Linked DNA regions of Homo sapiens: region 1 is linked to region 2. A link is an interaction called in ENCODE POLR2A ChIA-PET data of the cell type or tissue named here. Cell type or tissue: PC-3. All regions are shown on one strand. Links, peaks and the distances in the headings refer to the core of each region. The heading gives the core; the rest is flanking DNA.

The links. ChIA-PET counts read pairs that join two places held together with the same protein. Peaks named below come from ENCODE experiments on the same cell type or tissue, not always from the same donor. Only the 100,000 strongest peaks of a DNase experiment are listed, where the experiment ranks them.
Region 1: POLR2A ChIA-PET joins it to region 2 with 5 read pairs; 4 of 35 experiments call an interaction of 5 or more read pairs at or near these places.

Annotation. Positions count from the first base shown.
Region 1 is chr1:51,061,547-51,072,455 of GRCh38, reverse strand. No RefSeq gene overlaps it. Among named protein-coding and RNA genes, the nearest start is that of MIR6500, 7.0 kb to the right of the region's middle. RefSeq lists enhancers at 1-281, 282-782. In PC-3, for the core only: no CTCF peak of the experiment used is centred there; a DNase peak (open chromatin) is centred at 9,175; H3K4me3 peaks cover 439 bases; H3K27ac peaks cover 2,293 bases.
Region 2 is chr1:51,169,204-51,181,866 of GRCh38, reverse strand. No RefSeq gene overlaps it. Among named protein-coding and RNA genes, the nearest start is that of LINC01562, 60 kb to the left of the region's middle. In PC-3, for the core only: no CTCF peak of the experiment used is centred there; no DNase peak of the experiment used is centred there.

The sequences.
Region 1 (10,909 bases), core at 7,827-10,326, 110 kb after region 2:
GGAGACTCCACGTAGGCCACCAACCCCCATAGGAGCAAAAAGAGCGGGGGCCATTTTTCCCCCTAGTACGTTCGAAGCTTGCTAGGTGGCAGTAATGGAGAGTGAGGACTGAGGACGAGTGAGGAGTGGGAAGACCAACCAGGCCAACTCATGAGCCTAGAGGTGACGGGCGTGCCCAGAGCTTTCGCAACTGGGCGGTGCCTCTGCTACTGGCTGGAAGCCAGAGCCTCGCGCCCGAAGCCAGGCCAGGCCTGGAAGCCAGAGTCTCTGGAAAGCCGGGACTTGAAGGCAGGAAGCCTGGGGCTCGGGGGTCAGAAGCTGTCGCCTCTTTTGGAATGGTTAGCTGAAGTTGGCGCCAGGCTTTAGTTGGATGTAACTTGACGGAAGGGGACCAAGCCCTCCACTGTGCTCCCAGCGGTCTCCTTCAAGTCAATTGCCACAGTCCCAGATCCAGACTCAGGTTTTTTTGAGGTAACCTGTTTCCGCAGCTCGCCAAACCCGGTGGTGTGTCAAGTCTTCGTCTTGGAGAATTTCGCCTTTGCCCTTCCTTCTAGGCAGTGGCTACAGTGAAGAGCTTTAGGCTGAGTTTCCCCAGGACACACTGTAGTTGAGTCACTTACTATTAGCATTTAATTCAGCAGCATGTAGTAGATTTATATGTGCATCCAAGTCGTGAAACAAAGGTCAGTTTGACTTTGCATATTAACTTTGGCATAGTAATTTAATTTTTTTCAACCAACATGTGGTACTAAGAGTCTTTGTGCCAAATCCCAAGGAAATGAAACATAGTTCTTGGTCTCAGGGAGCACCCAAATTAGGTAAGAATGCTCAATTCAAGCACAGGAATACTTCTTCATAGGTGTTAAATTCAATGAGCATTTATTAAGCATCCATGAGTATTAAGCTCTGTGCTAGTTATTGGACATAGGAAGTTGAATCATTCTTCGTCCTAGTGCTCTGAGCTCACAGTCTTGGTGGGGGAAAGGGAAAGAGCAGAAAACGATTACCTTTAAAGGTACAAGACAAACACTGATAAATGCCACTACCCAGATTTAAACAATTGAAAGTACGGGAGACAGAGAACTGAGTTATATGTGTAGAGGGAATTGGAAAGGCTTTGTAGAGGAGGTAACATGAGTGAGCTGGCCGTGGAAGGAGAGGTTATGTTTATAAGTAGAGTTCTGGCTTAAGTACTTTCTAACAGACCTTACTTGAGGGCTTTGCTCCATTTTTATCTTTTATTTTCTCTGGCTGTCTAGTCTACTTTGCCATCCACCAACCCAGCCCTTTATCTGTTTTCTTGGAACTAGCCTAGGCTAAGTTATCACATTTACAAAGGATAATTACCTTTTATTTAAAAAACTTATTTCTGCAGGGACAGTATTTGTGAAGAAAGAATTTTCATTTTTTAGAATTTGTTTTAGCCAAGTCAACAAAGCAAGGTTCCTGTAGCCCATCTGTTAGAACACAAAAATAGCCTCACTGTGTAGAAACAGATGTTTAAAATGGTATTCATTAAAATGGATTCCACCTGTAATAGAAAACAGACAGTGTATGCAAAAGGAATGTTGTAAGCTGGCAGTACTCGCTATCACTTTCCATTCTGTTAGGAATGTATATTTCTGGGTAAAATCTTCCTAATAGGAATATGCTTCTGGTTTTAGTGTCTAGTGATAGGGTTATTAGTCATATTGAAACACAATTACCCTAGACTCCTTAGGAGGATAAAAGTCATGGGAAAAAATACCTCTAGAGTGAGTGTCTTCTTACCAATGAACAAAGTTATCTTTGATAGAAAAGTCATGACTACCCTATATTAGTGACAGAAATTAACATTTACCAATTACCTTCTGTGTCAGGTGCTTTGTTGTTCACTTTTAGAAGAATCCCATAATGGAGATATTATCCTTATTCTACAGGTGAGGAATTTGAGAATGTGCAATAAATTAAATAACTTGCCCAAAGTCACAGCTAGATTAGAATCCAAGACTCACATTCCTAAGCCAAAGTGCTCTTTCCACTATTTTGTTGCCAAATGCCAGGAGTTTGGCCTAGGTCTTATTGCTCTCCATATAGAAAGCCAATCACTGAGAAAAGGAATATTGCCCAGGAAGGAAAGCTTTATTGCAGATGACATCAACCTAATAATTAAATCTGTCTCTCCTTAACTGGCTAAAATTATGGGCTTATATAACAGGGAAGGAAAACAGGAGGGACAAGGAAGAGGAGTTGGTCAACAAGGAGCAGGTGCCTCTCATTGTTCAGGTGTGGTGATCTGGAAAGCCTCAGCTCCCTGCTACCATCTGGGAGGCCTGATGGTGGTTTCCTGAGAAAGAAACTCAGATAAGACAAATGTAAATTTCTCAAGCTTAGTTTTATGGGAAAATTGGGCTGGTTTTAATTTCACATTGATTTTGCAACAGTGGAGGCACAAAGAGTCACCTACACTTTCAAGTGGAGTATTTGGGATGCAAATCCAGGTCTATCTGATTCCAAAGCTCAAACCTGTGTCCCTCTTCTATATATTTTTGGTCTTTGCCTCTAGTTCATTTAGCCCCATTTATGTCATAGAGGAAAAGCAGACACCATCTAGTGGAACAGACAGAGTTCTAAATTATAATTAGCAAGCCCAGGCTAGCATTTATAACTGTAAGCAGCTCAGAAAAACATTATGCAAACTGGTGAAAATACATGAGCCATTTTTAACGGATATCAAGGGGAGATTACTTCTTATTACTTCTTAAATCGTAGTCTTTCATTCATTGATCCAACAAATAATTGTTGATTTCTTACTTTGTGTGAGGCATAGGAGTAATCAGACAAAAGTTCCTTCTTCATGGAGTTTGCATCCTGATTGGTGATGCAGGCAATAAGATAAATATAAATAATTTATTTATTTTTCCTTGCAAAAAAAGATAAATATAAATCAGAAAAATATCTTGCACATTAGTTGGTAAGTGTTGAATAGAAAAATAATAGGGGCTGGGTGCGGTGGCTTACACCTGTAATCCCAGCACTTTGGGAGGCTGAGGCTGGCGGATAATGAGGTCGGGAGATCGAGACCATCCTGGCCAATATGGTGAAACCCCGTCTCTACTAAAAATACAAAAATTAGCTGGGTGTGGTGGCGTGTGCCTGTAGTCCCAGCTACTTGGGAGGCTGAGGCAGGAGAATCACTTGAACCCGGGAGGCAGAGTTTGCAGTGGGCTGAGATCATGCCACAGCACTCTAGCCTAGCGACACAGCGAGACTCCATCTAAAAAAAAAAAAAAAGAAACAAAGAGAAAGAAAGTAGGGACCAGGCATGGGGGCTCATGCCTGTAATCCCAGCACTTTGGGAGGCCGAGGTGGGTGGATCACTTGAGGTCAGGAGTTTGAAACCAGCCTGGCCAACATGGAGAAACCCTGTCTTTACTAAAAATACAAAAAATTAGCCAGGCATTACGCGCCTGTAATCTCAGCTACTCGGAAGGCTGAGGCAGGAGAATCGCTTGAACCCAGGAGGCGGAGGTTGCAATGAGGTGAGATTGTGCCACCGCACTCCAGCCTGGGCAACAGAGTGAAATTCCATCTCAAAAGAAAAAAAAGAAAGAAAGAAAAAGAAAAAAAGAAAGAAAAGAAAGTAGGGAATGGGGGTAGGCAGGCTATGGTGGGGACTGTTGCAATCTTCCCTGTGGCCAGGGAGGACAGTGTCTAAGGAGCCAAGCAGAGATTTGTAGGAAATGTATTCCAATGGATGAAATATCAAGCGCAGACTTGACATAGGTGTGGCAGGAACCGAATATGGGAGGCATAGATATTAAGGTAAGGTTGGAATGATAATGAAAGGAGATTCAGATCATGAAGGGTCTTGTGGGTTGTCATAAGGACTTTGACTTTTACTCTGAGTGAGATGGAAACTATTGAAGAATACTGAAATAATGAGTGACCTCATCTGCCTTCTATTTTAACACGATCAGTTTGGCTGCTGTGTTGGGAATACAACGGTGGAAGAAGCATAGACACCAATTAGGAGGGTATTGCAGTGAGTAATCCAAGTGAAGGATCCCCAACAAGACCTTGGAGAAAGGGATAAAGCTGAGGTCAGGGTAATTATTCCCCTGGATTTCTTCTTACAAGATCACCTGGTTGTATCTCTTGACAAAAGGCTATTCCTCTCAAGATAGCTAAATTTACAAAATTATTCCTTTTCAAATTATAACCTCCCTTTCCTTGTCTCTTTGGGCCTAGGGGTGGTGGCATCTTGGCTACTACAGGTATTGAGCTTGGCATGATTGAACTATCCCTAGAGGCTTGCCTACACCTGTATCTTGTAGGTAGCTCCCATAATTCCCACATGTTGTGGGAGGGACCCCGGTGGGAGATGACTGAATTTTGGGGGTGGGTCTTTCCTGCACTGCTCTTGTGATAGTGAATGAGTCTCACTAGATCTGATGGTTTTAAAAATGGGAATTTTCCTGCACAAGCTCTCTTTGCCTGCTGCCATCCACATGAGACGGGACTTGCCTCTCCTTGCCTTCCACCATGATTGTGAGGCTCCCCCAGCCACGTGGGACTGTAAGTCCAATTAAACCTCTTTATTTTGTAAATTGATCAGTCTTGGGTATGTCTTTATCAGCAGTATGAAAACTGACTAATACAGTAAATTGGTACCGAGAGAGGGGTATGGCTGAAAAGATACCTGAAAATGTGGAAGCGACTTTGGAACTGGGTAACTGGCAGAGATTGGAACAGTTTGGAGGGCTCAGAAGAAGACAGGAAAATGTGGGAAAGTTTGGAGCTTTTTGAATGGCTTTGCCCCAAATGCGGATAGTGATATGGACAATAAGGTCCAGGCTGAGGTGGTCTCAGATAGAGATGAGGAACTTGTTGGGAACTGGAGCAAAGGTGACTCTTGTTATGTTTTAGCAAAGAGACTGGTGGCATTTTGCCCATGTCCTAGAGACTTGTGGAACTTTGAACTTGAGAGAGATGATTTAGGTATCTGGTGGAAGAAATTTCTAAGCAGCAAAGCATTCAAAAGGTGACTTGGGTGCTGTTAAAAACATTCAGTTTTAAAAGGGAAACAGCATAAATGTCTGAAAAATTTGCAGCCTGACACTGTCATAGAAAAGAAAATCCCATTTTCTGAGGAGAAATTTAAGCCAGCTACAGAAATTTGCATAAGTAGTGAGGAGACAAATGTTAATCCCCAAAACAATGGGGAAAATGTATGCAGGGCATGTCAGAGGTCTTCATGGCAGCCCCTCCCATGGTAGGCCTGGGCGCTTAGAAGGAAAAAGTGGTTTCGTGGACCAGGCCCAGGGTCCCCGAGCTGTGTGCACCCTAGGGACTTGGTGCCCTGTGTCCCAGCCACTCCAGCTATGGCTGAAAGTGGCCAATGTAGGGCTTGGGTTGTGGCTTCAAATGGTGCAAGTCCCAAGCCTTGGCAGCTTCCACATGGTGTTGAGCCTGCAGGTACACAGAAGTCAAGAATTGAAGTTTGGCAACCTCCACCTAGATTTCAGCAGCTGTATGGAAACGCCTGGATGCCCAGGCAGAAGTTTGCTGCAGGGGTGGGGCTCTCATGGAGATCTTCTGCTAGGGCAGTGTGATAGGAAGCTGTGGGGTCAGAGCCCCCACACAAAGTCCCTACTGGGGTACTGCCTAGTGGAGCTGTGAGAAGAGGGCCACCATCCTCTAGACCCCAGAATGGTAGATCCACTGATTGCTTGCACCATGTGCCTGGAAAAGCTGCAGACACTCAATGCCAGCCCATGAAAGCTGGGCTGGGTGAGGCTGTACCCTGCAAAGCCACAGGGGCGGAGCTGCCCAAAACCATGGGAACCCACCTCTTGCATCAGCTTGACCTGGATGTGAGACTTGGAGTCAAAGGAGATCATTTTAGAGCCTTAAGATTTGACTGCCCCGCTGGATTTCAGACTTGCATGGGCCCTGTAGCCCCTTTGTTTTGTCCAATTTCTCCCATTTGGAATGGCTGTATTTACCCAATGCCTCTACTCCCATTGTATCTAGGAAGTAACTACCTTGCTTTTGATTTTGCAGGCTCATAGGCAGAAGAAACTTGCCTTGTCTCACATGAGACTTTGGACTGTGGACTTTTGAATTAATGCTGAAATGAGTTGAGACTTTGGGGGACTGTTGGAAAGGCATGATTGGTTTTGAAATGTGAAGATATGAGATTTGGGAGGGGCCAGGGGCAGAAGGATATGGTTTGGCTCTGTGTCCCCACCCAAATTTCATTTTGTAGCTCCCATAATTCCCATGCGTGTGGGAGGGACCCAGTGGGGTATGATTGAATTATGGGGGTGGGTCTTTCCTGCGCTGTTCTTTTGATGATGAATGAGTCTCACTAGACCTGATAGTTTTAAAAGTGGGAATTTCCCTCCACAAGCTCTGTTTGCCTGCTGCCATCCACATAAGACAGGACTTGATCCTCCTTGCTTTCCACCACGATTGTGAGGCTTCCCCAGCCATGTGGAACTGTAAGTCCAATTAAACCTCTTTATTTTGTAAATTGACCAGTCTCAGGTATGTCTTTATCAGCAGCATGAAAACAGATTAATACACTAGGATTAAATCAAAAGGACACAGACCCAAACTTGAAGTGGTTCCCACTCCAGATATGAGATAAATTTAGCCTCAATAAGGATCATAATCACAATAGAGTGAAACTCATCAAATCCATGAGTTCATAATGATAGAAAAATTGCTCACAATTAGAAAATAATAGGAAACAAATGTGTTACCTTGAAAACCAATAAAGGGAAAGATCAAAAATTTATCCTGCCTTTCCCAAGCTGGGCACAGTGGCTCATGAATGTAGTCCCAGCACTTTGGGAGGCCAAGGCAGCTGGATCACCTGAGGTCAGGAGTTCAAGACCAGCCTGGCCAACATGGTGAAACCACGTCACTATTAAAAATACAAAAATTAGCTGGGTGTGATGGCACGCACCTATAATCCTAGCAACTCAGGAGGCTGAGGCAGGAGAATCACTTGAACCTGGGAGGTGGAGGTTGCAGTGAGCTGAGACTATGCCACTACACTCCAGCCTGGGCGACAGAGCGAGACTCCATCACACACACACAAAAATTATCCTGCCTTTACTACATGAACTATACCATTGGATAACCAAATAATAGGTGAAGAGAAGCATCACTTTATTGAAGTATTTCAACTAACGAAATAGAAGTGTTAGCATTAGAAGGCTGGGTGCAGTGGCTCACGCCTGTAATCTCAGCACTTTGGGAGGCCAAGGTGAGTGGATCAGTTGAGATCAGGAGTTCGAGATCAGCCTGACCAACCTGGTGAAACCCTGTCTCTACTAAAAATACAAAAACATTAGCTGGATGTGGTGGCACAGGCCTGTAGTCTCAGCTACTCGGGAGGCTGAGGCAGGAGAACTGCTTGAACCTGGGAGGCAGAGGTTGCAATGAACCAAGATCACACCACTGCATCTCAGCCTGGGTGACAGAGTGAGACTCTGTCTCAAAAAAAAGAAAAAAAGAAAGAAAAAGAAATGTTAGAATTAGGATACCACCACTTTGAAAGTCCCAGTAAATTAATGGCTATAAGTATTCAACAGCAATAATTGTTCACATCACAACCAGACATGATGTGCCTCTTAATGAAAGACCACAGCACTATATTGTTTGGCCAAAGTGAATGACCCTGAGTCTGCTCAAACCTCTGGGTTTAGCTGTCAACTTGCAAGAAATAGAGGATTCAGAGAAACACAATGAATTGCATGCTCCTCTGACATAGTTTTAAGGGTGTCATTTTCTAATAATTCATTAAGCTACACATTTATATGTTACTCTTTATCTGTGTTTTATTTTACAGTAAAAAACAATAAACAAAATTTCCCACCATGCTTGGTAGGATTGCCTTTTCCTCCTTGGAAAGTCTCTCAGTTTTTGTTCTATGTGTGTGTGTGTATGTGTGTGTGTGTGTGTGTCTCTGTGTCCATGTATCTAACTATATACAGTTGACCCTTGAACACTATGGGGATTAGGGACACTGACCCCATGCAGTTGAAATCCACATATAACTTTTTTTTTTAAGAGACGGGGTCTTGCTCTGTCGCTGAGGAAACTGGAGTGCAGTGCATGATCACGGCTCACTGCAGCCTTGACCTCCCAGGCTCAAGTGATCCTCCTACGTCAGCCTCCCGAGTAGCTGGGATCACAGACGTATACCACCACACCTGGCTAATTTTTGTATTTTTTGTACAGATAGGGTCCAGCCATGTTGCCCAGGCTGGTCTTGAACTTCTGGACTCAAGCAATCTGCCCACCCCAGCCTCCCAAAGTGCTGGGATAATAGGCATGAGCCACTGTGCCTGGCCACATATAAGTTTTGACACTCTAAAAACTTAACCAGTAGTAGCTTTTGACCTGATTTGACACTCTAAAAACCACTAATAGCTTTTGACCTGAACCCTTATCGATGACATAGTCAATTAACACATATTTTGTGTTACATGTATTATATACTGTATAGTAATTAAGCAAGCTAGAGAAAAGAAAATGTTATTAAGAAAATAATAAGGAAGATAAAAAGTATTCACTATTCATTAGGTGGAAGTGTATCGTTAGAAAGGTCTCTATCCTACTCACATTGGGTATGCTAAAGAGGTGGGGTTGGTCTTGTTGCAGGGATGGCAGAGGTGGAAGAAGATCTGTGTATAAGTGGATCTGCACAGCTCAAACCCATGTTGTTCAAGGCTTACATGCACACACACACACACACACATATATATACACACATGTATGTATGTATGTATGAATATTAGGCTGCTTATGGTGGTAATAACATTTGGGACAAACAAGAATGTGACTGAAGAACTTGAAATCTGGGGAATGAGATGTCCATATGGAGGCTTTGAAAAGCTTTGACATTTACCTGGAAATTCTGAAGGCTACTCACATACATAGGACTGTGGACATGCCTGAGCTATGGGCATGGTCAGAAAAGACTTGAGAAGGCCCTAAGCTCTTACCTCTGACTGACCTTGAGTCTGCACAAGGAGGAATTTACAGCTAAAGCAGAGATGTGAACTACCTGCCTGAGTGTTAAAGGTTTGCCACAATGTGCCCACAGGAACTCTTAGCAAAGCCTGGGAGACTTATGGAGACTTATTTGTTCTAGACATTTGAGGAAATTTCTGCAATTCTTAGCTGATGACTAAGCAAACTGAGCAGATACTTCAGTGACCACACTTGAAAAAGGATAGAGACTTTATAGAATTAGTCCAGGAAAGTTACTAAGAAACAGCAACAACAACAAACAAAACAAATAAACAACCAGCAATATTAATAAACCCTGGGATGGGAGAGAGTCTGATTTCCATAGTTGTTACATTATATTATGTAAAATGACTATTTTCAACAGGAAATTATGAGACTCAAAGTAGGGCCCATATATTGGGAAAAAAAAAGCAGTTAATAGAAACTGTCCCTCAGAAAGCCTTGATGCTAAACTTACAAGGCCAAGTTGTTAAATCAGCGATATTAAATGTTTGAAGAACTAAAGGAAACTATGTATAAAGAACCAAAGGAAAGTATGAAAATGATATAAAACTTAAGAGAGAATATCAATAAAGAGATAGACATTTAAATAATTTCTTTTTAAATAAAACAACCAAATAGAAATTCTAGAGTCAAAAAGTACTGAAACAAAAAAATTCACTAGAGGGTTTCAAGAGCATATTTGAAAAAGAATCAGTGAACCTGAAGATAAACCAATTGAGAAAATCTGGTCTGAGAAAGAGAAAGAAAAAAAGATTAACAAAGATGAAGAGAACCTTGCAGATCTATAGGATACCATCAAGCATGCCAATCTATGCATAATGGTAGTCTCGGAAGAGAGAAAAAGGAGCAAAAAATATGCTTGACAAAATAATGGCCAAAAACTGCCAGCGTTTGATGAAAAACATTAATCTATACATCAAAGAAACTCAACAGACTCCAAGTATAGTTGACCCTTGAACAACATGGGTTTGAGCTGTTCAGGTCCACTTATATGGAACTTTTACTCACCTCTGCCATCCCTGAGATGGCAAGACCAACCCCTCTTTTTCCTTCTCCTCTTTAGCCTACTCAATGTGAAAACAGAGGGGATGAATTCCTTTCTGATTACCCACTTAATGAATAGTAAATATATTTTCCTTATTATTTTCTTTTCTCTGGCTGGCTTAATGGTAAAAATACAGTATATGATACTTATAACATTAAAAAAAGTGTTAATCAGCTGTTTATGTTGTCAGTAACATTCTGGCCAATAGTAGACTATTGGTAGTTAAGTTTTTGGGAAGTCAAAAGTTGTATGTGGATTTTTTTTCTACCCTCTTCTCACAGGTATGTATATGTGGATGTTTGACTAGTGGGGTCGGCACCCCAACCCCTCATGTTGTTCAAGGTTATACTGTAGTATAAATGCAAAGAGATGCACACCTATACACAACATAACCAACTGGAAAACCAAGGGCACAGAGAGTATATTGAAAGCAGAAAGACAGAAGCAGCTCATCATCTCTGAGGTATTCTTGATAAGATTAACAGCCAAATTCTTTCCAGTAACTTTATGAATATAAACTATTGTTATGAATATAGACTATCAGAATGATTCCAGCTCCATATAAAAATATTTATGGACCATGACAAAGTGGAATTTATTCCATGAATACAGGCTCAGCATACATTATCATATATCATATTAATAGAATAATGGACAAAAGCCAAACAGTCATGTCATAGATATGAAAAAGCACTTGAGAAAATTCAACACACTTTAATGATTAAAAAAACAAACAAGAAACCTGGAATAGAAGGAAACTTCCTCAGCCTGATAAAGGGCATCTATGAAAACACACTGCTAATGTCACTTTGTGGTGAAAGGCTTGAAAAA
Region 2 (12,663 bases), core at 5,517-8,016:
CAGTAGTGGGATTGCTGGGTCATATGGTAGTTCTATTTCTGTTTTTCTGAGAAATCTCCATAATTTTTTTCCAAAATGGCTATACTAATTTACTTTCCCACCAACAGTGTATACGAATTTTCATTTCTCAGTATCCTTACCAGCATCTGTTATTTTTTGTCTTTTTGATAATAGTCGTTCTAACTAGGGTAAGATAATATGTCATTGTGATTTTGATTTGAATTTCTCTGATGATCAGTGATGTTGAGCATTTTTTCATATACCTGTTTGCCATTTATATGTCCTCCTTTGAGAAATGTCTATTCAGATCCTTTGCCTACTTTTTAATGGAATTATTTATGGGGTGGGTTGGTTTGTTTATTTTTTACTGTTGAGTTGTTTGGGTTCCTTGTGTATTCTGGATATGAATAGTTTTGAAAATGTTTTCCCCTATTCAACAGTTTATCTGTTCACTCTGTTGATTGTTTCCTTTGCTATGCAGAATGTTTCTAGTTTAATATTGCCCCATTTGTCTATTTTTTTTTTTGTTACTTGTGCTTTTGGGGTCCTAGCCATAAAATCTTTGCCTAGAACAATGTCCTGCAGTGGAAGCAAACATTTAAGGGCATCAATAAACTGAAAGCTGGCTCTATGAAAAAATATAGTGAAATAAATCCTGTTAAGATCATTTTAGGGAAAAGAAGCAAAGGTACAAATACATAAGAATTAAAAATGAGCAACAACTACCTGTATAGCAGAGATGAAAAATCCTTTTTTTTTTTTTTTTGAGATGGAGTCTCACTTTTGTTGCCCAGGCTGCTGGAGCGCAGTGGTGTGATCTTGGTTCCCTGCAACCTCTGCCTGCCTCCTGGGTTCAAGCGATTCTCCTGCCTCAGCCTCCCAAGTAGATGGGATTACAGGCACCCACCACCATGCCCTGCTAATTTTTGTATTTTTAGTAGAGATGGGGTTTCACGATGTTGGCCAGGCTGGTCTCGAACTCCTGACCTCAGGTGATCTGCCCACCTTTGCCTCCCAAAGTGCTGGGATTACAGGCGTGAGCCACCATGCCCAGCTGAGATGAAAAATCATAAGAGAGTAACTATAACTTTATGCCAGTAAATTTGAAAGCTTACATGAAAATGGGTAATTACTTAGAAAAGTATAAGTCAACAGGATTAACTCAAGAAGACATTGGAAACCTGGCTAATACCATAATGATAACAAATTGAATTGAGCTGAGTTCAGGGGCTCACGCCTATAATCCCAGCCCTTTTGGAGGCTGAGACCAGCTTGGTCAACATAGCAAGATCCTATTTTTATTAAAAAAAAATTAGTCAGGTATGGTGGTGTGAACCTCTAGTCCCAGTACTCAGGAGGCTGAGGTGAGAGGATCACTTGAGTGCAGGAGGTCAAGGCTGCAGTGAGCCATGATCACCTCACTGTGCTCCATCCTGGATGAAAGAGTGAGATCCTGTCAAAAAAAAAAAAAAAAAAAAAAAAGAATCAAGCTAGGTGCTGTGGCTCAAATCTATAATCCCAGCTACTTGGGAAACTGAGGTGAGAGGATTGCTTGAGCCCAGGTGTTTGAAACCGGCCTGAGCAACATAAGCAAGACCACTTCTCAAACAAAACAAAACAAAACAAAACAAAACAAACAAGCAAAAAGCATCAGTAATTTTAAAAGTCTGCTCACAAAAATGTACCAAAGTGAGTTTTAGCACATTTTCTAAGGTACAGATAACCTTGCTGTTTCTGAGATTAGAAATAGAGAGGACTCCTTAACTAATTTTATGCAGCTAGTATATGCTGGTTATTTATTTCTCAGAACATTAAAGTGGTTGAAAAATACTGAAAAGTAGCTGTTTTAAAACTCACATTATTTCAGGTTTAAATATTTTGTATATACACAGACCAGAATTTAGTATAACTTTATGTGTTCGGGTTTCTGTTTTGTTTTTTTTGTTTTTGTTTTTTTGAGATGGAGTCTCACTCTATTGCCCAGGCCAGAGTGCAGTGGTGCGATCTCAGCTCACTGCAACCTCTGCCTCCTGCCTTCAAGCAATTCTCCTACCTGTCTCCTGAGTAACTGGGATTACTGGCGCCTGCCACTACACCCGGCTAATTTTTGTATTTTCAGTAGAGATGGGGTTTCGCCACATTGGCCAGGCTGGTCTTTTCCTGATCTCAGGTGATCCACCCACCTTGGTCTCCCAAAGTGCTGGGATTACGGGCTTGAGCCACTGCCCCGGCCTGTGTTTTTGTTTTTTTGAGACACGGTCTTGCTCTTTGCCCAGACTGGAGTGCAGTGGCATGATCATGGCTCACTGCAGCCTCGACCTCCTGGGCTCAGGCTATCTATCCTTCCACTTTGGCTTCCTGAGTAGCTGGGACTAAAGGTGTGTACCACCATGCCCAGCTAATTTTTTTCTATTTTTTTGTAGAGACATGGTCTCACTATGCCGCCCAGGCAGATTTCAATCTCCTGGGCTCAAGCGATCCTCCTGCCTCAGCCTCCCAAATTGCTGGGATTACAGGTGTAAGCTATCATGCCTGTCCTACTTTTCTGGTTTTAATAGAAACAAATTCATTAGTATTTTAAAAATCTGTTAATTTTTAAAAATACTCATGATTTACTTACGAAAAAATTAACCACTAAAAATACATGAAAACATGTATATTTTCCCCTTTATCTTAGATTTCAATATGGCTCATCATGTCATTGCTAATGCCTAACTCTATAGCTTAAATAACTGGGCTGTAGCTTTGGCTGAGATGAATACTTTTTACATATTCAGCCTATTTTCCACCTTTTCTTTTCTGTGACTCTTTTCAGAGTCGGTAACATCTCAGGATATAGTACACAAGTAACTTAGTTTGCTATCTTGTGTCGGTAAACAACTTACATTAAAACTTAGTCCCAACCTTAATGTTCATCAGCTGATGAACGGATAAGCAGAATTTGGTATGTTTGTACAATAGAATATTCATTCACCAATAAAAAGAATGAAGTCCTGATACATGCTGTAACACGGAGGAAACTTGAAAACAACCTAAGTGAAGAAAGCCAGCCCCAGAAGACCACATATGTGTAATTCCATATATATGAGATATCCAGAATACGTAAATCTAGAGAGACAGAAAGTACATTAGTGGTTGTCTGGGCCTGATGGTTGCAGAGACTGGGGGAGAAACGGGGAGTGATTGCTAATGGGTATGAGATTTCTTTTTGTGGTGATGAAAATGTTCTAAAATTGTTCACGGTGATGGTTGCTATTGTGTCCGGAATTGGTGGGTTCTTGGTCTCGCTGACTTCAAGAATGAAGCCATGGACCCTCACGGTGAGTATTACAATTCTTAAAGATAGCGTGTCCTGAGTTTGTTCCTTCTGATGTTCGGACGTGTGCAGAGTCTCTTCCTTCTGGTGGGTTCGTGGTCTCACTGACTTCAGGAGCGGAGCTGCAGACCTTTCTGGTGAGTGTTACAGCTCTTAAAGGCGGCCTGGACCCAAAGAGTGAGCAGCAGCAAGATTTATTGTGAAGAGCGAAAGAACAAAGCTTCCACAGTATAAAAAGGGTTCTGAGAGATTGCCTGCTGGCTCCGGTGGCCTGCTTTTAGTCCCTTAATTGGCCGCACCCAGATCCTGCTGATTGGTCCATTTTACAGAGAGCTGATTGGTCCGTTTTACAGAGAGCTGATTGGTCTGTTTTGACAGAGTGCTGATTGGTGCATTTACAAACCTTCAGTTAGACACAGAGTGCTGACTGGTGCGTTTACAATCCTTTAGCTAGACACAAAAGTTCTCCAAGTCCCCACCTGATTAGCTAGACACAGAGCGCTGATTGGTGCATTTACAAACCTTTAGCTAGACACAGAGTGCTGATTGGTGCATTTACAATCCTTTAGCTAGACAGAAAAGGTCTCCTAGCCCCCACCCGACCCAGAAGCCCAGCAGGCTTCACCTCTCACTATCAGTATGGGCCCACGGATTTTTTTTTTTTTTGAGTCAGGGTCTCACTCTGTCACCCAGGCTGGAGCACAGTGGCTCACTCATAGCTCACTACAGCCTTGAACTCCTGGGCTCAAGTGATCCTCCTGCCTCAGCCTCCCAAAGTGTTGGGATTACATGCATGAGCCACCACACCTGGCTGGATTATTTTTTATTCAATATATTATAATCTGTTACATAAATGTAGTCATTCATTTTAATTTCAAATATTTCCTAATTTGACCAGGGAAGCCCCTTCAAGCTGGCTTAGATGTCCTCTTGGCATGGTGTCATCAATTTATAAGCACTGCTTTACTTTAGGCACAAGAAAATGTTCCAGAATCACTTCATATTTTCTTTGACCTGGCCCTGAAATCAGCCATTTTTCCAAGGAGTGTTGTTCCTTTGAGTGGGAAATAGTTTTTAGACACCAAGATCTGGGTATTAACTGTGTTCATTGCCACTGGGATGAGTTGTCAATATGAATATACATAGTATGAATATATGATGTTAGAGGTATCAGTGTAAATTAACACACACTATGCATATACATACATACATACATACATAATTATACCTCTAATTCCAATTCTATTCCACACCACAGGGTTCTTTTTCCCCTTCTGGGGTTCTACTCTACCTGTAGGCCCATTAAGGCCCTTCTAAGGAAGTGATATTAGAGATGAAATCTGAATAATATTTAAGAGTCAGCCATGCCCAAATTTGGAAATAGACCCTTACAGCCAGAAGGAAGAAATACAAAGACTTAAGGCAGAATTAAGTGTGGTATGTTTAAGAAACGTAACAGCCGGCTGGGTGCGGTGGCTCATGCCTGTAATCCTAGCACTTTGAGAGGCTGAGGTGGGAGGATCACCTGAGGTCAGGAGTTTGAGGCCAGCCTGACCAATATGGAGAAACCCCTGTCTCTACTAAAAATACAAAATTAGCCAGGAGTGGTGGTGCATGCCTGTAATCCCAGCTACTCGGGAGGCTGAGGCAGGAGAATTGCTTGAACACGGGAGGCAGAGGTTGTGGTGAGCTGAGATTGCGCCATTGCACTCCAGCCTGGGCAACAAGAGCGAAATTCCATCTCAAAAACAAACAAATAAACAAAAAACCATAACGTGTGGCTGGAATGTATCGAGTTACGGGGGAGAAGGGTTTGAAATGAAATTAATGAGGCAGGAAAGACTTGCTGCATACAAAACTGTACAGGATATAATGAAGGATTTGAAATTTATTTACTTATTTTATTTTTACAGACAGGGTCTTGCTCTGTCTCCCAGGCTGGAGTGCAGTGGCACAATCATAGCTTATTGCAGCCTTGACCCCTTAGGCTCAAGTGATCTCCTGCCTCAGTCTCCTGAGTAGCTGGGACTATAGGTGCAGGCAACCATACCCAACTAATTTTTTTATTTTTTGTATTGATGGGGTTTCACTATGTGGCTCAGGATGAGCTTGAATTCCTGGCCTCAAGCAATCCCCCACCTCGGCCTCCCAGAGTTTTGGGGTTACAGGTGTGAGCCATGGCTCCCAGACTGGAATTTTAGTACAATAGGGAGGCATTGGAAGGTTTTGAGGAGATTGCGGTAATCTGATTTATGTTTAAAAAGATTACTTTGGCCGTTGCATAGAGAATGAATTGTTGAAGAAAAAGCAGGGAGATACTTATAAGACTTACAGTAATCTAGGCAAGATAAAATAATGACTTGAATTAGGGTAACACAGATGAGATAGAAGAGAACAAATCTGGGATCTATTTTGGAGGTAGAGATGGTTGGACTAATTCTGAATTCTCAAATGAATTCTGAAAATTCAAATGAATTTTGAATTCATATATCTACTATGTACTATGCATCGTGCTAAATCCTGGGGATAGAAACATTGAAAAGATACAAGCCTTACTTTTAAGGAGCTCATAAAACAGTAGAGGGGATAGATATACAAATAATTATAATACTGTATGATGAACACAGAATTAAGCATGAGGTAAAACACAGGTCCAAAAGAGGAAGAAATTTACTGCCCGAATGCAGAGAGTAGTTACATAAATCTTCACAAAGGAGCAGAGAGCTGTCTTTTACAGGATAAAAAGGTAGAAAGTAAAATAGGTGTAGGTGCATGAAACAGCTTGGTGAATTCCAAAAACCCTTTAGGATGAATGAAACCTAGAATTTAAGAATGGGTTTAGTCTCAGGTGGAAGCAATTGAGGAGGTTTAAGTGAGAAATGATAATATTAGATTTGCATTTATGAAATATCACTCTGACCTTATAAGGAAAATGATAGATTTGAGGAATAATGCAAAACCAGAGGTAGGAGGAACTTCCACTTCCAGCCATCATGCAATAACAGGGACTGTTCTACTTAATTAGAAACCCAGAAAAAATTATGAAGCAATGTTTCTGGACATTGGGTAACAGGCATTGCAGGACTATCAACCCTAAGATACAGGAAGTAAATGAAGTGAACCCTTGAGTTCCCGACTTACTGCCTGGAGGAAGTTTCCACACGGCAGATAAGGAAAGAGGAATTTAAAGAGTCTGGTGGTCTAGTTGAGTTGAGGAGACAATCACTGGAGTTTGGGGAGGCTAAGACAGCTAGTACTGGTGAGGCAGACTGTCAAAGAGGAGGGAACTGCAAAAAGAAAGAGCTTTGGAGAACTGCAGAGGATTCTCCCTGAATCTTTGGCTGAGGACTGATCTGTGCACATGTATGAGGAAATTATCTGAAGCTAAATATTGGAAAGCAGCAGGCCAAACAATTCCGATAGCTTACCCAGGGCTGGGAATATTTTGTGTGCAAAGCCGGAGTGGGAAGACAAAATAATATATAGTGGATCGGATAGAGTCCTCAGAAGGGGAACACCTTAGTAGTGGAGCTAAATTTTGCTTAGATTAAAGGCTGATCTGGACCCAATCTAACAATTTTTTTTTCTCTGTTGCCCAGGCTGGAGAGCAGTGGCACTGTCATGGCTCACTGCAACCTCCGCCTCTGGGGTTCAAGCAATTCTCCTGCCTCAGCCTCCCGAGTAGCTGGGAATACAGGTTCGCGCTACCACACCTGGCTAATTTTTGCATATGTAGTAGAGATGGGGTTTTACCATGTTGGTCAGGCTGGTCTCGAACTCCTGACCTCAAGTGATACTTCTACCTTGGCCTCCCAAAGTGCCGGGATTACATGCGTGAACTACCGCGACCAGCCCCAATCTAACAAATCTTAAAAGCAAGACTCAAAAGGATCACACTGATTCTATGTCCTTAAAATGTTGACAAAGTCCAACATTATTTAAATAATTTTTAAAAATCCGCCAATGATGGATTTTTGTTGGTGTTGTAAGCAAATACACTCAACAATGTAAAAACCACATTGTCAGCCAGGCGCAGTGGCTCATGCCTGTAATCCAGCACTTTGGGAGGCTGAGGCAGGTGGACCGCTTGAGGCCAGGAGTTCAAGACCAGCCTGGCCAACATGGCAAAACCCCATCTCTACTAAAAATACAAACATTAGCTGGGGGTGGTGGCCCACACCTGTAATGCCAGCTACTTGGGTGGCTGAGGCACAAGAATCACTTAAACCTGGGAGGCAGAGGTTGTAGTGAACCAAGATGGCACCACTGTACTCCAGCCTGGGTGATAGAGTGAGACCCTGTCTCAAGAAAACCAAAAAACCAAAATATCCCGCAATGTCTAGTATCAGATAAGAAATTACCAGGCAAATGGAGAAGCAGAAAAATATGACCTTTAACTAGGAAAAAAATCAATCAAAAGAAAGACAGAAATGACAGAGATGATGGTATTAGCAGACACAGATTTTAGAACAGCTACTGCAAATACACTTCATAATTCTGAGTAAGGTTGCTCTCAGAAAAAACTATATTTATATAAAAGTATATCTATCTATCTATCTATCTATCTATCTATCTATCTATCTATCTGTCTATCTATCATCTTAAAACATAGGCCACAGGAACTGGCATTTTACTTGGTATAGGAATTTAATGAGAACCAAATCACAAAAATATCAGATCTCCTTTTGAGGCTATGGATAATCAGGCTGTTCAGACAATCACCACTTCCAGTGCCTGTTATGTGTTAAATTTAGATAACTACCATTTAGATGCTAAAGAAAGAAGAGGAGATTCAAGTTTCTTAATGATGCTGTTGGTCTTTTTCTTATATTATTGTTTTGGTTTTGTGATTTTGGTGAATAATTTAAGTTCAAAGTCACCTGTGGCTTCTAAGGAAAAAAATAACATCCTGAAAGGCAGAAATTATTTGAACATATTCTCACATGCCCCCTTTAGTTTCGTTTCTAGCAACATGTCTGTAGACCTAAGCTAACTTGACATTGCAATAATCCATCAGGCTTTAAGGATTTTTAGTGAGTTTTTTATATTTAAGTCTTTCTATAGAATTCTTTATAAAACTTTACCTAATTCTTGTTTTTGCTTCCTCAGAAACTCAGTTTTTGTTACACCTGCCATCCTTTACTGGATTTTTCTTTTGATTTGTTGTTGATGTTCTAGCAATGAGCATCATACTTTTATCTCCACCTTAAGAGACCGATGCAGAACGTAAAGCAGAAGCAGTGAACATGAAAGTGGCTGTGGGATTCAGAGACGAAATCCATGTGTCTTTTTCTCTATAGAATTGAAGGATTGACATTTCTCAGTAACTACCTGGCAAAATACGTGTTTTCATAATGTTGAATTTGCCTCTCAGGGAAAAATGTTTCATAAAACACTTGAAAGATACTTATTTTGAAATTAATTATAAAACATTCATGTTTTTATCTTAGGACTGAATTCAAAGGGAAATGCTTCTTTGCCTTTTAAAAAATTGTTTGACTTTCAGCTTTCTGTAGTTACGATTAAAGCAGAAGTGATGGGTGCTATTTCCTGGTTCTGCAATGCTTTACTTTGCCTACTAAGTGATTTACTTTCAAACCTCATTACAGATAATCTTACTAAAAGAGTTAACACGCACTCTGCTAAAAGGTGTTTTACTGTTTTCCATGAACAGCATTGTATGAACAATGTTTTATGAAATGCTGTCTTTTTGTCCTGTAGATTGCCATATCTGTTATGTAGTTATCATATTGCCAAGTCTTTTGTTTTTTTCCTCTAAAAAATCCTCAGACTGGCCAGGTGCGATGGCTTACGCCTGTAATCCCAGCACTTTGGGAGGCCGAGGCAGGCAGATCACAAGGTCAGGAGATGGAGACCATCCTGGCTAACATGGTGAAACCCCGTCTCTACTAAAAATACAAAAAATTAGCCGGGCGTGGTGGCACACACCTGTAGTTCCAGCTGCTCGGGAGGCTGAGGCAGGAGAATCACTTGAACCTGGGAGATGGAGGTTGCAGTGAGCCAAGGTTGTGCCACTGCACTCCAGCCTGGGCAACAGAGCAAGACTCCATCTCAAAAAACAAAATCCTCAGACTCTGTGTCAATCTTCCACATTCTGAATATTATAATACTTTGGCTGTTTCTGTAGAAAGAGCACTTGCAAGTGTGTGTCTTGAAATACCCTCTTGTGTTTGTGTGATGTTAGGTTGTTAACTTGAGATCTTTCTAGCTTTCTGATGTGGCCATTTAGAGCTATAAATTTTCCTTGTAACACTGCTTTAGCTACATCCCAGAGGCTCTGGTACATTGTATCTTTGTTCTCACTAGTTTCAAAGAACTTTTTGATTTCTGCCTTAATTTCATTATTTACCCCAAAAGTCATTCAGGATTCTTTTTTTTTTTTTCAGAGACGGAGTTTCACTCTTGTCACTCAGGTGTGATCTTGGCTCACTGCAACCTCCGCTTCCCATATTCAAGTGATTCTCCTGCCTCAGGCTTCTGAATAGCTGGGATTACAGGTGTGTGGCATCATGCCCCACTAATTTTTGTATTATTAGTAGAGATGGGGTTTCACCATGTTGGCCAGGCTGGTCTTGAACTCCTGACCTCGGGCGATCCACCTGCCTCTGCCTCCCAAAGTGTTGGGATTACAGGTGTGAGCCACCGCACCCAGCCAATTGAGTGAATTTCTTAATCTTAAATTCTAATTTGATTGCACTGTGGTCCAAGAGACTGTTTGTTATGATTTCAGTTTGTGTTTGTGTGCTTATGTGAGTTCTGTCTAAGAAGTCAGATAAGCTCTGGAAGCTTCGTTGTATGTGTCTGCATATGACTGTGTATCTGGGTTATACTGGCAGGCAAAATCCTGCTCTTAGATGGGGTGGCTGAAAGATAAAGTTTCCTGAACTCTACTTGCTGTGTATGTACCCCATTCATACTTCAGAGAGGTGGAATCATCTACAACACTGCATTTCTTGTAATTGTGCTGTTGCTGGTATAAAGTCAAGTGCCTTCAATGCTTAAGGCTCAGATATTTTCCTTAAACTGATTTCAGGTCCTGTGAAAGTGTTTTCTACAACCTGTATAACCAGTACTTTCTAAAACTTGTTTATACTTCAATAGTACCTGTGATTAAAAAAATTTTTTTCTTATTTTTGTTATTGCCTTTTCCCACAAGTTCTAATACATAGTGATTTTTAAAGAAATATATACTATTTTGGCCAGGCGCAGTGGCTTACGCCTGTAATCCCAGCACTTTGGGAGGCCGAGGCGGGCAGATCATGAGGTCAGGAGATTGAGACCATCCTGGCTAACATGGTGAAACTCCGTCTCTACTAAAAATACAAAAAATTAGCCAGGCGTGGTGGCGAGTGCCTGTAGTCCCAGCTACTCGGGAGGCTGAAGCAGGAGAATGGCATGAACCTGGGAGGCAGAGCTTGCAGTGAGTGGAGATCGCGCCACTGCACTCCAGCCTGGGTGACAGAGCCAGACTCTGTCTCAAAAAAAAAAAAAAAAAGAAATATATACTATTTTAACTTAGGTATCTTCAAACTTGCATTTGTCTGTGCAAAGCATTGTAAGCTGATACATTTCTCACTCACTCTCTCTCTCTTTTTTTTTTTTTTTACAGGTGTGCACCACCACGGCCAGCTATTTATTTATTTATTTATTTTATTTTTAGTAGAAACAGGATTTCACTATGTTGGCCAGGCTGGTCTTGAACTCCTGGCCTCAAGTGATCTGCCTGCCTCGGCCTCCTGAAGTGCTGGGATTACAGGCATGAGCCACTGCGCCTGGCCCTCGCTTTTATTCTTTTAAAAAATAATTTGCTATTTCAAGTAAAAATAATAATGATGTAGTGTGGCGTTTTAAACAAAAGTAACAGTAAAATGCATGACAACAAAGCACAAAGAATGGTGGGGGGAAATGACATATACTCTTGTAAGATACTTACACAATGTACTATATGCACTAGATACAGTCATGCATTGCTTAACAACAGGGATATGGTTTGAGAAATGTGTCATTAGGTGATTTCATCATTGTGCAAACATCATGGAGTGTACTTACACAAACCTAGATGGTATAACCTACTACATACCTAGGCTATACAGCATATAGCCTATAGCTTCTAAGCTACAAAACTGTATAGCATGTTAATGTACTGCATACTGTACAAAATTGTAACACAATGGTAAATATTGGTGTATCTAAATGTATTTAAACATAGAAAAGGCAATATGTTGTGCTATTATGTTATAATGGGTACAACATCACTAGGCAACAGGAATTTTTCAGCTCCACTGTAATCTTATGGGACCATGGTCATATATGTGGTCCATTGTTGACTGAAAAATTATATGGTGCATTACTGTATACAAAATGTATACAAATATACTATAATAGCATTTTAAGGTAAACTACTATAACTTAAAGACATATCATACAATTATGGTGATATGTCATTCTTTTCAATTCTCTTTCTTAGTTTCCACATCTGCTGTGAGGCCAATCAATATTGAAATAAGAACAGGGCATCATGGATTTTCTTTTGCCTGAAATTCAGCCATTAGATAAATTTACCACCCCTTCTTGCTTGCTAGGACCTAGAAGGGTAAAATTTTTAGATATTGGTTTGATCAATGGTTGGAGGCCTTTAGAGACTGTAAAACTGGAACACTGCTTTCAAGATAGTAGGCTGATCAGGCGTGGTGGCCCATGCCTGTAATCCCAGCTACTTGGGTGGCTGAGGCAGGAGAATCATTTGAACCCAGGAGGAGAAGGTTGTGGTGAGCTGAGATCGTGCCACTGCACTCCAGCCTGGGCAACAAGAGCAAAACTCCATCTCAAAAAAAAAAAAAAAAAAAGATAGTAGACTGATTACATATGACAGTTGCCCTCAATAATATGCTTGAGAAATAATTGAAAAACTACCGAAAAAAAGTAGAAAGTTCTGGTAATGACATAATTGCTTATACTGAATAAATTCTCCTGCAGATAACGATTATGAACTGAAGGGCCACTAAAACAGAGCAGAAGCTGGAGATTTGGCATTTGAAAGAAGGAAACAATAATACATTAGTTAAGATATATGTTTAATAGGCTTTCCCACTTAGGATATTCCCGACTTTCTGTAATACCTGGAGGCTAGATCTGAAAGCAGAAAGCTAGAGTCTTATTGACCTGAGGAATTAGAAAAGGAATTTCAAACTGCCAGAGCGCCTGGAAATTAAGGAAGGGAGAAAATCCTAGAAAGGAGGGAGATGTGGATGTCAGAGCCCCAAATTTGTATATAAATGCCCCTCAAATCCTTGGCTCACTTTTGAACTGTACATGCATGGGTGAAA